Regions from separate parts of the Homo sapiens genome. Here all the other regions are linked to region 3. The links are chromatin contacts, found by Hi-C or POLR2A ChIA-PET in ENCODE. All regions are on one chromosome and are shown on one strand. The core of a region is the stretch at or near the end of the contact, and the rest is flanking DNA. Distances in the headings are between cores, read along the strand shown.

What was found. A loop is a pair of places that touch in the nucleus more often than their neighbours do. ChIA-PET counts read pairs that join two places held with the same protein, here RNA polymerase II (POLR2A). Pooled maps may share reads with other maps.
Region 1: a loop to region 3 is called in a pooled map, with 2.1 times the contacts of the local background. The contact joins the promoter of IFITM2 here to the promoter of LMNTD2 in region 3. A Hi-C loop is called at or near these places in 4 of 50 pooled maps. POLR2A ChIA-PET finds 5 or more read pairs at or near these places in 5 of 52 experiments (BJ, MCF 10A, WTC11 and 2 more).
Region 2: a loop to region 3 is called in a pooled map, with 2.9 times the contacts of the local background. The contact joins the enhancer-like site here to the promoter of LMNTD2 in region 3. A Hi-C loop is called at or near these places in 4 of 50 pooled maps. POLR2A ChIA-PET finds 5 or more read pairs at or near these places in 6 of 52 experiments (CD8-positive, alpha-beta memory T cell, HEK293T, MCF 10A and 2 more).

The regions. Positions count from the first base shown.
Region 1 is chr11:306,566-309,065 of GRCh38, reverse strand. It overlaps IFITM2 (interferon induced transmembrane protein 2), which reads right to left and starts at 1,250. Exons shown (of 2, transcript NM_006435.3): 1 at 628-1,250; 2 at 1-53. The coding sequence starts at 873. RefSeq lists enhancers at 1-69, 90-209, 590-1,009.
Region 2 is chr11:324,981-329,706 of GRCh38, reverse strand. IFITM3-AS1 (IFITM3 antisense RNA 1) reads right to left here. Exons shown (of 5, transcript XR_007062540.1): 2 at 2,079-4,726. Among named protein-coding and RNA genes, the nearest start is that of IFITM3, 6.5 kb to the right of the region's middle. RefSeq lists enhancers at 2,171-2,220, 2,281-2,650, 3,071-3,210. Within about 2 kb of position 2,551, at least 33 of the 41 ENCODE cell types and tissues checked have a DNase peak (open chromatin) inside an H3K27ac peak, as active enhancers do.
Region 3 is chr11:559,282-562,171 of GRCh38, reverse strand. It overlaps LMNTD2 (lamin tail domain containing 2), which reads left to right and starts at 1,434. Exons shown (of 14, transcript NM_173573.3): 1 at 1,434-1,489. The coding sequence starts at 1,456. It overlaps RASSF7 (Ras association domain family member 7), which reads right to left and starts at 1,202. Exons shown (of 6, transcript NM_003475.4): 1 at 695-1,202; 2 at 280-410; 3 at 1-93. The coding sequence starts at 403. It overlaps LMNTD2-AS1 (LMNTD2 antisense RNA 1), which reads right to left. Exons shown (of 2, transcript NR_147607.1): 1 at 2,696-2,890; 2 at 2,066-2,393. RefSeq lists an enhancer at 1-399.

The DNA.
Region 1 (2,500 bases), core at 1-2,500, 250 kb after region 3:
GAGGCATAGGCCTGGGCCCCGGTCACGTCGCCAACCATCTTCCTGTCCCTAGACTGGGGGAGAGGAGATGGTGAGGGGACCAGGATCCCCCAGCTGAGAGCCGCGTGCTATGGCTCCAGCTCCTCACTGTCTCCTCCCTGCCCTGAGATCAGGGACCACCTCCTCCCCTTCCTCACCCGGCTCAGACTCTCCAGGAGCCTCGGGGCTCATCCTCCTTCTGCCTTGGCCCCAGCACAGGCTGTTCTCCCCACCATGGGGTGAAGTCACCTGTGAGTTCCCTTCTCACTTTCTGGGAGAGCCTGGGTGCCAGTCTGGAAGGTGAAGGTGTAATTTCTTACTGGGCTATAGGGAGAACTGCTCTGGGCTAGTGGATAGCCGGGGACAGACTCTGAGCCAGCCAGCCAGCCTCCTGGAGCCTCCTCCTAGACCTGCACTGGGCAGATTCCCCAAGCCACACACACACACAGATCACACAGACAAAGCCACTGACGTGGGCACACACAGGACAGACGTGCACACAAACTCACAGTCACAGGGACACACAAGTCCCCACCCCAGGCAGCATGTGGGCAGGTGGAGCCCCAGGCTCACCGGCACCCCCTGGATTTCCGCCAGGGCCATACGCACCTTCACGGAGTACGCGAATGCTATGAAGCCCAGGCAGCAGGTGTTCATGAAGAGGGTGTTGAACAGGGACCAGACCACATGGTCAGGCACGGAGGTCTCGCTGCGGATGTGGATCACGGTGGACATCGGGGGAGCAGGGTTGTGGGGCACCCCCAGCATAGCCACTTCCTGCTCCTCCTTGAGCATCTCGTAGTTGGGAGGCTGGCCGCTGTTGACAGGAGAGAAGGTTTGCACAATGTGGTTCATGGTGACCAGCGGTGATCGGGTTACCGGGATGGTTCTCAGTGAGCCCTCCCTTTCCCCAGTAGTTCCGTTTTCTCAACAGTTTCCTCTTCCTGGCATTTGTCAAATGCAGAGCTGGCCAGGGCCAGATAAGGGCAGAACAAATTCCTGAGGATCAAATTACTTTAGGAGAGGGAGGAAAGAGGGGCTGAGGGCTAAGAGGGGCTTCCTCTCTAGAGCCCAAAGGAGCACAAGTCTCATCTTGTTAGTGGTGTGGGGTCCTGGAGACTTCCCCTGTGTTGGGAGTCTCCACACCCCAGGCCAGCAGCTGCAGGACCTCACTGTCCCGGTTCAGGGCTCCTGCCAGGCCTGCGCTGACGCCTCCACACTCCAGGCCCCACAACCGTTTCCCCAAAGCCCTCACCTCTGCCGGGCGCCGTGGCTCACGCCTGTAATCCCAGCACTTTGGGAGGCTGAGGTGGGAGGATCATGAGGTCAGGAGATCGAGACCATCCTGGCTAACACGGTGAAACCCCGTCTCTACTAAATATACAAAAAAAAATTAGCCGGGTGTGATGGCGGGCACCTGTAGTCCCAGCTACTTGGGAGGCTGAGGTAGGAGAATGGCGTGAACCGGGGAGGCGGAGCTTGCAGTGAGCCAAGGTTGTGCCACTGCACTCCAGCCTGGGCAACAGAGCCAGACTCCGTCTCAAAAAAAAAAAAAAGCCCTCATCTCACTTGTCACAGGCCTCATCTGCTGACATCCCTTGTCCTTTGCTGGGGTTGCAGTCCTGCTCCATGCGGGTTTGGGGGTTAAAGGTCCCCGTGTCTCCTGGTGCAGGTCAGAGGGTTGGCGGCCAATGTTGCCTGCCCCAAAGGAGCCCTCCAGGCCCAGGAAAGGGGACTCTGGGAGCACTGACAGAAGAGGGGGCTGTGGGATGCCAATAGCAGAGACCTGGACGGTGGAGTTAGAAGCCATGGCCCTTTCCCCTGGAGGCCCACCTGGGTGACGGCTCCCAGACCCGCTCCACACAGCCCAGCAGCACCCACGCTGCCCAGAGCTCTGGCTGGCTGGTCCCTGGGGCACCCTCCAGATTTCCAGGTTCTGATCATCTCTGCCTCTTCCCTGGGTCCTCACACGGGTGCCAGCTGCTTCCTGTAGTTGCCGCCTGTTTTTCCCATGAACCGGTGCTGCCTCTGAGCAGCTCCTGAGGTTACAGCCTCCCTGTGGAAACACCTTGTGTGGCCTCTGGGCTTCTTCCTGGACCTTCCTTGGCAGAGGCTATTGCAGCAAACAGAGCTGATGCTGTGCACTTGAGCTTGTCAGAGGGGACAGTGCGGGTCACAGGGGCAGGAACGTGGCCTGCAGGCCTATGTGCACCGCGACCTGCGCCCTGTTTAATTCCTGATGTGCTACATGGGCCCATTTTCCTGGGCTTATTCTCCCACCAGGCCAGACTCCGCAGAGGACATCGCTGAGGGTGGAATTTACAGAGATGGGCAGCTGCTCACCCTGCTGTAGCCTTTCACCTCAGCGGGTGGTCAGGTCCACGTCAGTATTCCAGAGTTTACATGACGGTAGCGTGCAGCCGTGTAACTGCAGAGTGATGTGTTTGAGTAACGATGACTTTGGCTCTATAAGATAAATTTT
Region 2 (4,726 bases), core at 1,302-3,801, 230 kb after region 3:
CACAGTCACAACCAGCGATTTATCTCCCAGTGCACAGGCCCCTCCCCTGCATCCTCATAGGCTGAGTACTGTGGGGTCACAGTCTTCCCATTGGTTGTTGGGCAGCAGCTTTAGGTGTCTTCTTTTGGGTTGTCCTGCTGCATTTTGTTGCAGCCCACAATGCATTGCAATCCCAGTCAGCCCAGGGGCTCTGCGTATTTGACTTATGAGCTAAGTAGCTGGGCAGGCTGATAAGGACAGACAAACCGAGCTATTTTGCAGGCTAGTAAACTTTTATCTTAGACGAAACTTCCCTGGTTTGGGTAAGGGCAACTAAGTGGAGGGAGAAGGGGAGGGAGAAGGCTGACAAGAAGGCATCAGCTATCCAAGCAGGGGCCTAGTATATCCTGTTTCTTCTGTAGTTTGCTGACCTAAGCTGATTTAAGGCACTTTGTCTTGGAAATGGACCACTGTATACATTATTTCCTTCACTTACTTAGGAAGAAGAAGACAGGCCGGGCGCGGTGGCTCACACCTGTAATCCCAGCACTTTGGGAGGCCGAGGCGGCCAGATCACAAGGTCAGGAGATTGAGACCATCCTGGCTAACAGGGTGAAATTCTATCTGTACTAAAAATACAAAAAATTAGCCAGGCGTGGTGGCGGGTGCCTGTAGTCACAGCTACTCAGAAGGCTGAGGCAGGAGAATGGTGTGAACCTGGGAGGCATAGCTTGCAGTGAGCTGAGATTGCGCCACTGCACTCCAGTCTGGACGACAGAGCGAGACTCCGTCTCAGGAAAAAAAAAAAAAAAAAAAAGAAGAAGATATATTTTTTTACAATCTAGATAAATTTTTAAAAAATCAGTTTGTGGGTAGGCATGGTGGCACACACCTGTAATCCCAGCACTTTGGGAGGCTGAGACAGGCAGATCACCTGAGGTCGGGAGTTCGAGACCAGCCTGACCAACATGGAGAAATCCCGTCTCTACCAAAAGTACAAAATTAGCCGGGCGTGGTGGCTCATGCCTGTAATCTCATCTACTTGGGAGGCTGAGGCTGGGAATTGCTTGAACCCGGGAGGCAGAGGTTGCGGTGAGCCGAGATCACGCCATTGCACTCCAGCCTGGGTAACAAGGGTGAGATTCCATCTCAAAAAAAAAAATTGGTTTTGATTGGGTGTTAATTTGAGTAGGTTCACAGAAATATCAACCTTATTTTCCTGTGCAGTGAGAACATTTTGTTTTCCTAATGATGACCAGGTTGTTCTCATCTCTCTGATTATTAGCCTGTCCTTGGAAACCATTAGAAAAAGTCTTAAGATTCCCAAGATGTCAGGTACAAATGCCACCTTCTGAAGTTATCGTGTTTGAACGGCAGTGGGGAAGCCACTTGAAGCACTCACACCAAGGCGGGGGTCAGGGACTGGCAGCAGCGAGCCCCCGCTGCCCACTGCCCAGAGGCCTGCCCCGTGCCATACGAGGCATATTTGGGGAAGGCTCCAAGCCTCAAAGATACAGCTCCTTTGTGGCCAGGAGACCCAGCTCTAATTCAAGAAAGAAGTGAACCCCTGAGAGGAAGCCGGAGTCCTGGGGGACTTGCGGGAGCAGATCTCCAGGCCAGGACCCTCACTTCTGGATGCACGGCGGCTCCCCCTGCAATGCCGCCAGTGGAAGGGGCCAGTGACATGAGCGAAGAGGGTGGGCCCTGCACACCCAATGCTAAATCTTCCAGTACCAATGTTTCTAAAAAAGCAAAAGTAAATGGGTGATATTTGTTTTAATAATCTATTTTTTAAAATTTTAATTAAAAAAATTTTTTACTGATTTAATTTTAATTAATTAATTGTTTTTAGAGGTGGGGTCTCTGTCATCCATGCTGGAGGGCAGTGGCACCATTACAGCTCACGGCAGCCTCAACCACCCGGCCTCAAGCGATCCTCTTGCCTTGGCCTCCCAGTGCTGGGATTACAGGAGTGAGCCACCATGCCTGGCCAGCAATCTACTTAAACAAACATATCCAAAATAGTTTCTCAACATATCATCAACAAAATATACTATTGATGAAATACTGACATTTTACAAAGAAATTTTTTTTCTCACCAAATCTTCAAAATCCAGCATGAGCTTTGCACTCACAGCAGTTTGAGAATGGAACTGGCCACGTTCCAAGGGCTCGGTGGCCACAGGGAGCTCCTCAGAGCGCAGCCAGGCCAGAGGCTGCACCGAGGTGCAGAATCAGAGGAGGCACCGGAGACCCCAGAGTCCAGTCTGAGACGGCACAGGGAGCAGGTCTCTGGTGGCCTTGACAAGCTCCAGGATAGGGTGGGGAGGGGACTGGACCCTGGGGACCTCAGAGCAGAGCAGGGGAAACAGGAGCCCCCACCTGGGGAGAGGGGGCCTCCTCTCCAGGAACCCCAATCAAGACGAGCCTCACGTGACTCCCACTTCCTCTTGGAGGGTGCAGGGGCCTCTCCTGAGGTGAGTTTTGTTTCTGATTTTTTCAGGGGAAACTTCTCAGCACATTGTCCTTGGCCAGATGCCACAGGAGCCGCTGACCCAGTGACGTCACCTCATTCTGCTCAGATCGCACCCCCTGTCCGTGGGGCACTGAGGCAGGAAGAGGAAACTGCTGTAATCTCAGGAAGCTTTTGGCCAGTGGGGCCCTAGAGCCCTGCCCAAGCCCTACTGGGTGTGGCCCCGAGTCCAGGAACCCCCCTCCCCCCTGACCCTCATGTCCCCTCGACCTCTGTGGCATTTTATAAAACAAAGGGGCCCCGGAAAGCGGAAGGAGGGGGTCACACGTGTGAGCCCTGAGCACCGAAGCTGCCCCCACAGGCCCTGGAATCCTCCCCGTGTCCAAAGACAGCCTCCTCTTCAGTCAGTGCTCCCTGTCGTCCCCGGTCCTGGGCCTGGAGGGCTGCTGTGGGGCAGGAGCAGTGGCCACTGGGTCTCTGACCTGCACCAGGAGACACGGGGAGGCTTAGGCCTCTGAACCCACATAGAGCAGGACCGCAGCCCCAGAAAAGGGAAGATTTCAGCAGAGGAGGCCTGTGACGAGAGAGGCGAAGGCTTGAGGGGCTCCCTGTGGGGCCTGGAGTGTGGAAGCCCCATTGGGGCCTGGCAGGGACCTGTACCAAGACAGTGAGGTCCTGCAGCAGCTGGGGTGAGGAGAGGAGACTCCCAGGCCTGGTAAAGCGCACAGGGGCCTCTGGCACCCCTACAAGAGGAGGTTGGAGTCACCTGACGCTGTCCTGATGCGGCTCCTGCAGAGAAGACTCCTTACTTAGCCCACAGTGCTTCTACCCGCCCTGACACCGTCCTGATGGGGTCCTGCAGAGAAGCCTCCTTACTTAGCCTACAGTTTTTCCACACGCCCTGACACCGTCCTGATGGGGTCCTGCAGAGAAGCCTGCTTACTTAGCCTACAGTGTTTCCACACGCCCTGACACCGTCCTGATGGGGTCCTGCAGAGAAGCCTCCTTAGCCCACAGTGCTTCTACCCACCCTCAATGTATAACTTCACGTTCAGAAATGTGTTACCCCCCTCCTCAGACCTCACACAATTCACGAATTTCCAAACAGCAGGAAACAGAAACTTCTAAGAAAGCAGAACCCTTGAGTCCAGGTGGGAGAAGGTGCCTGAGAAAACAGCCCTGCCAGAGACAGTACCCCAGCATCCGGACGTTACTCCACAGACGGCCACGTAAGAGACCAGGAACCACCCTTCCCACGGTACCCCAGCGTCCGGACGCTACTCCACAGACGGCCACGTAAGAGACCGGGAACCACCCTTCCCACGGTACCCCAGCGTCCGGACGCTACTCCACAGACGGCCACGTAAGAGACCAGGAACCACACTTCCCAAGCCTTCTGCACTCCCAAAAACATCAGCTTCCCGGAAACCTGAGACATGCTCAAGGAAGAGCACGGTGTGAAGTCAGCTGTGGGTGGAGGATGACCCAGGTGCCCAGGCAAGAGACTGAAGGCACAAACTGTTTCAGTATAATAAAGAAAATGGAATAAGAACAGTCATAGAGTCATAACACAAATTAGATATAGAGATGATCACGGACAATTATCAATCGTTATTATAAACATTATTAATCATTAGCTTTTAATATTACTCTTTGTTCCATTACTATATAACCTGGGAATAACCGGCGGGTATAGGGTCAGGTGCTGAAGGGACGTTGTGAGAAGTGACCTAGAAGGCAAGAGGTGAGCCCTCTGTCACGCCAACATAAGGGCCGCTTGAGGGCTCCTTGGTCAAGCGGTAACGCCAGTGCCTGGGAAGGCACCCGTTACTTAGCCGACCGTGAAAGGGAGTCTCCTTTCCTTGGAGGAGTCAGGGAACACTCTGCTCCGCCAGCTTCTTGTGGGAGGCTGGATATTCTCCAGGCCTGGCCTGCAGTCATCCGGAGGCCTAACCCCCTCCCTGTGGTGCTTGAATGATCACACTCCTTGTCCACTTTCATGCTCTTCCCGTACTCCTGGTTCCTCTTTGAAGTTCGTAGTAGATAGCGGTAGAAGAAATAGTGAAAGTCTTAAAGTCTTTGATTGTTCTTATAAGTGCATAGAAGAAAACGCTGACGTATGCTGCCTTCTCTCTCTGCTCGGCTACCTAAGAGGGAAAGGCCCCCTGTCCTATGATCACGTGACTTGCTTCACCTTATCAATTACTTGGACGACTCACCGTCCGTACCCTGCCCCCTTGTCTTGTATTCAATAAATATCAGCGCAGCCAGCCG
Region 3 (2,890 bases), core at 185-2,684:
AGGTGGCCTGGGCGCCCACTGGACACTCTTGTGGCAGCAACTGCCGCTCCTTCTCCCGAAGCCGCTGCACAAGCACAAAGCGGCCAGTCTGGCCTGGGAAGAAGAGGAGAAGGTCAGCCTATGTCCCCCCGACTCTCTGTCCACCTGGCTTGAAGAGTTGGGAAGAACAAAAAGGATCAGCAACCAGCCCCACTCTCCTTGGGGGAGACCATGGAGCTGGACCACCAGGTCCCACTTCAGCTCTACCTGCCCGGCCTGCCTGACCCCGAGAGGACTCACCTATTGCTTGGGCTAGTGCGATGACCACTTCCTGGCAGGTGGTCTGCTCTGAGACCCCACAGACCACACGCTGGATGCCATCCACCCACACCTTCAGCTCCATGGCCGCCAGTCCCAACAACATGCCTGTCCTGTGGGGAGGGCGCAGGCACCGGGTCAGGACCTGCCTACTCCTATCGCAGGCTGGTCCTCCTCTCCTCATCCTCTTGGCCTGCCCTAGAAACGGCTGGGCTGCCGCCCCTCCGCACGGGCCCCACCCTCCTGTGCCAGCCCCACCCGCCAGCCACACATTCCTGGGGTGGCGGCCCTCCGGAGCACGCATCCTCCCCCACTTCACCAGCTTCCTCTTGCCACGCTCGCACTCCCGGAACAAGGCGAATCATTAACCAGATCCAGCATTTCCTACTCGCCTCACCTGGCTCGGAGGACACTGCCCCCTCCCCGGGCGGCGCGGAGGCGCCCGCACGCCAGGCCCCGCGGCCGCCGGCATGGGAACGCCCCACCCCGACCTGCTCAGGCCGCAGAGGCGCTCGGGGTCGCAACCCAGACCTCGACCCTGCAGATGGAGCAGACTCCGGGTCTGAGCAGCCCCCGCCAGCCCGGGGAGCCCCGCCGCTGCCGCCTAATCGCTGCGCTCGCCCCGAAAGTCCCGGTCCCCGCCGCGGGCACCGAAGCCCGCGCCGCGACCCCAGCCTGGCGGGAGCCAGGGCGTCCCCGTTCCGCAGGGCGGGCGCAGGTGCGGCGCCGCCCCCGCTCTCCGTCCGGGCATCGCGGAAAACTCTCCCCAGTTGGAGTCGGCGTCCGGCCGGCTCGAGGCGCGCCCCGCGCTCCCAAGTACCGGGGACCCGGCGCGGCTCACCTGGGCGCTCGCCAGCCTGGAGACCCGCTCCGGCGCCGCCGCAACCTGCCGCCCCCAGCGCCGCGGCGCACCCGGGCCCCGCGCCCCCATTGGCCCGCGGTCCGCACGCCCCGCCCCTAGCACCCCTATTGGCTGCTCAGCGCGGGCGTTCCGCCCCCTCCCCGCGCCCATTGGCTGCCTCTGTCACGCCCCTCCCCGACCCATTGGCTCGTCGCCGCGCCCCGCCCCCCCCGAGACTACAGGTGTGGGCGGGTCGGAGGGGGGCGCCGAGCCGCAGTCCCCGCCCCCACCTCCCGCCTACCGCGAAAAACGCGGAAATGCGGTGGCTGCGGCCCGCGGGCAGGCGTCGGGGTAGGTGTCTGGCCCCGCTCCTGGGCCGACTTCCTCAGCAGCCTTCTAGTGTGGCGGGTTCCCGCCCAGGAAGGGTCTCTGGCTTGAGATCCCGCAACCCCCGCCTGCGTCCAGGGGCAGCGGGGCCAGCCCCTCCCCTCGCTTCCCGGGCCAGCCTTTGGGGCCTACCGCAGCTGCAGTAGTCTGGACGCGCAGGGGTCGCGGGGTCGCAGGGTCACCAGTCCCGGCGAGGGAGGTGGAGCCCTGCGGAGCTGGCGGGCGCAGAGTCCTGGTGCGGGAGGTGCCCGCTCAGAAGGCCCGGACTCTAGCTGAGGCTCTTCTCCGACACCTTCCTGCCCCTTTTGGACCCAGTGCCAGGCCATGCACACAGTGAAGCTGGCTGGAAGCCGCTCCTTCACCCCCTACCCTACTGTCCCGCCCAGGGCCCCGCAGCCTCGCGGTCAGCTGTGTGGGCCATTGATTGTTCTGCCCAGCTCAGAAAGAGTTGTGGGCGTGGGCCTCCTGCCCGCCTGTCTCCTGTGCTCCCCCAGGGAGCCCTTACATAGCCGAAAGTTGCAGAGATGAAGGGTGAAAGCTGGAATGATTGGGTTTTAATGGGTCAGGTCTGGGACCTGGCTTTTCTCCTGGAGCAGAGGGAATACTTGTCATGGTAATGGGGTAGCCCAGAGGGTGTGGACACGGCTGGGAAAAGTGAGGCTTCAGTTTGGGGGTCAGGTAGGTGAGTGCCTGTCACTGAGGTCAAAGGAGCTGTGGGCTGGGCCTGGCGGTGGAGGCGGGTGCCTGTAGTTTCAGCAAGTCAGGAGGCGGAAGTGGGAGGATCACCTGAGCCCAGGAATTCGAGGTTAACGTGCGCTGTCATCACACCGAAGCATTCCAGCCTGGACAGCGGAGCAAGACCCTGTCTCTAAAGAATTAATTATTAATTTAAAAACAGGCTGTGGGCAGGAGTGTACTATTGCCAGTTAGCGTTCAGCACAGTCCCCAGCTTGTCACTGTTACCTGTCTGCTTCCCCCACACACCCATGGCTATGCTGGGCTGGCTCACAGGCAGCAGTGCCCCCCTATTTATCCCGCTGCTGCTGCCAGGCTAGGTAGGGGATGCTGGGGCCTCCCTCAGGGTGTTGGTCACTAAGTGGTCCCCCCGCTAAGCTGAGCAGTGGCTCAGCCTCTCACACCTCCTCCAGGCTGGGCTGGCCCAGAACTCACCTAGGGGCCTGGTCTGGGGTCTCCCTGGAGGCTCCTGGTAACAAACAGCCCCACCCCTTCTGGGTGCTGGTATCCATGGCAACGGTATACAGCCCTTCCCTCCCAGGCCTGCTTGGAGGTCGGGCCTCAGGTGAGTGCTGGGGGTAGGGCCCTGAGCTGGGGGGACAAGAGAGAGAAAGAGGGACACCACATCAC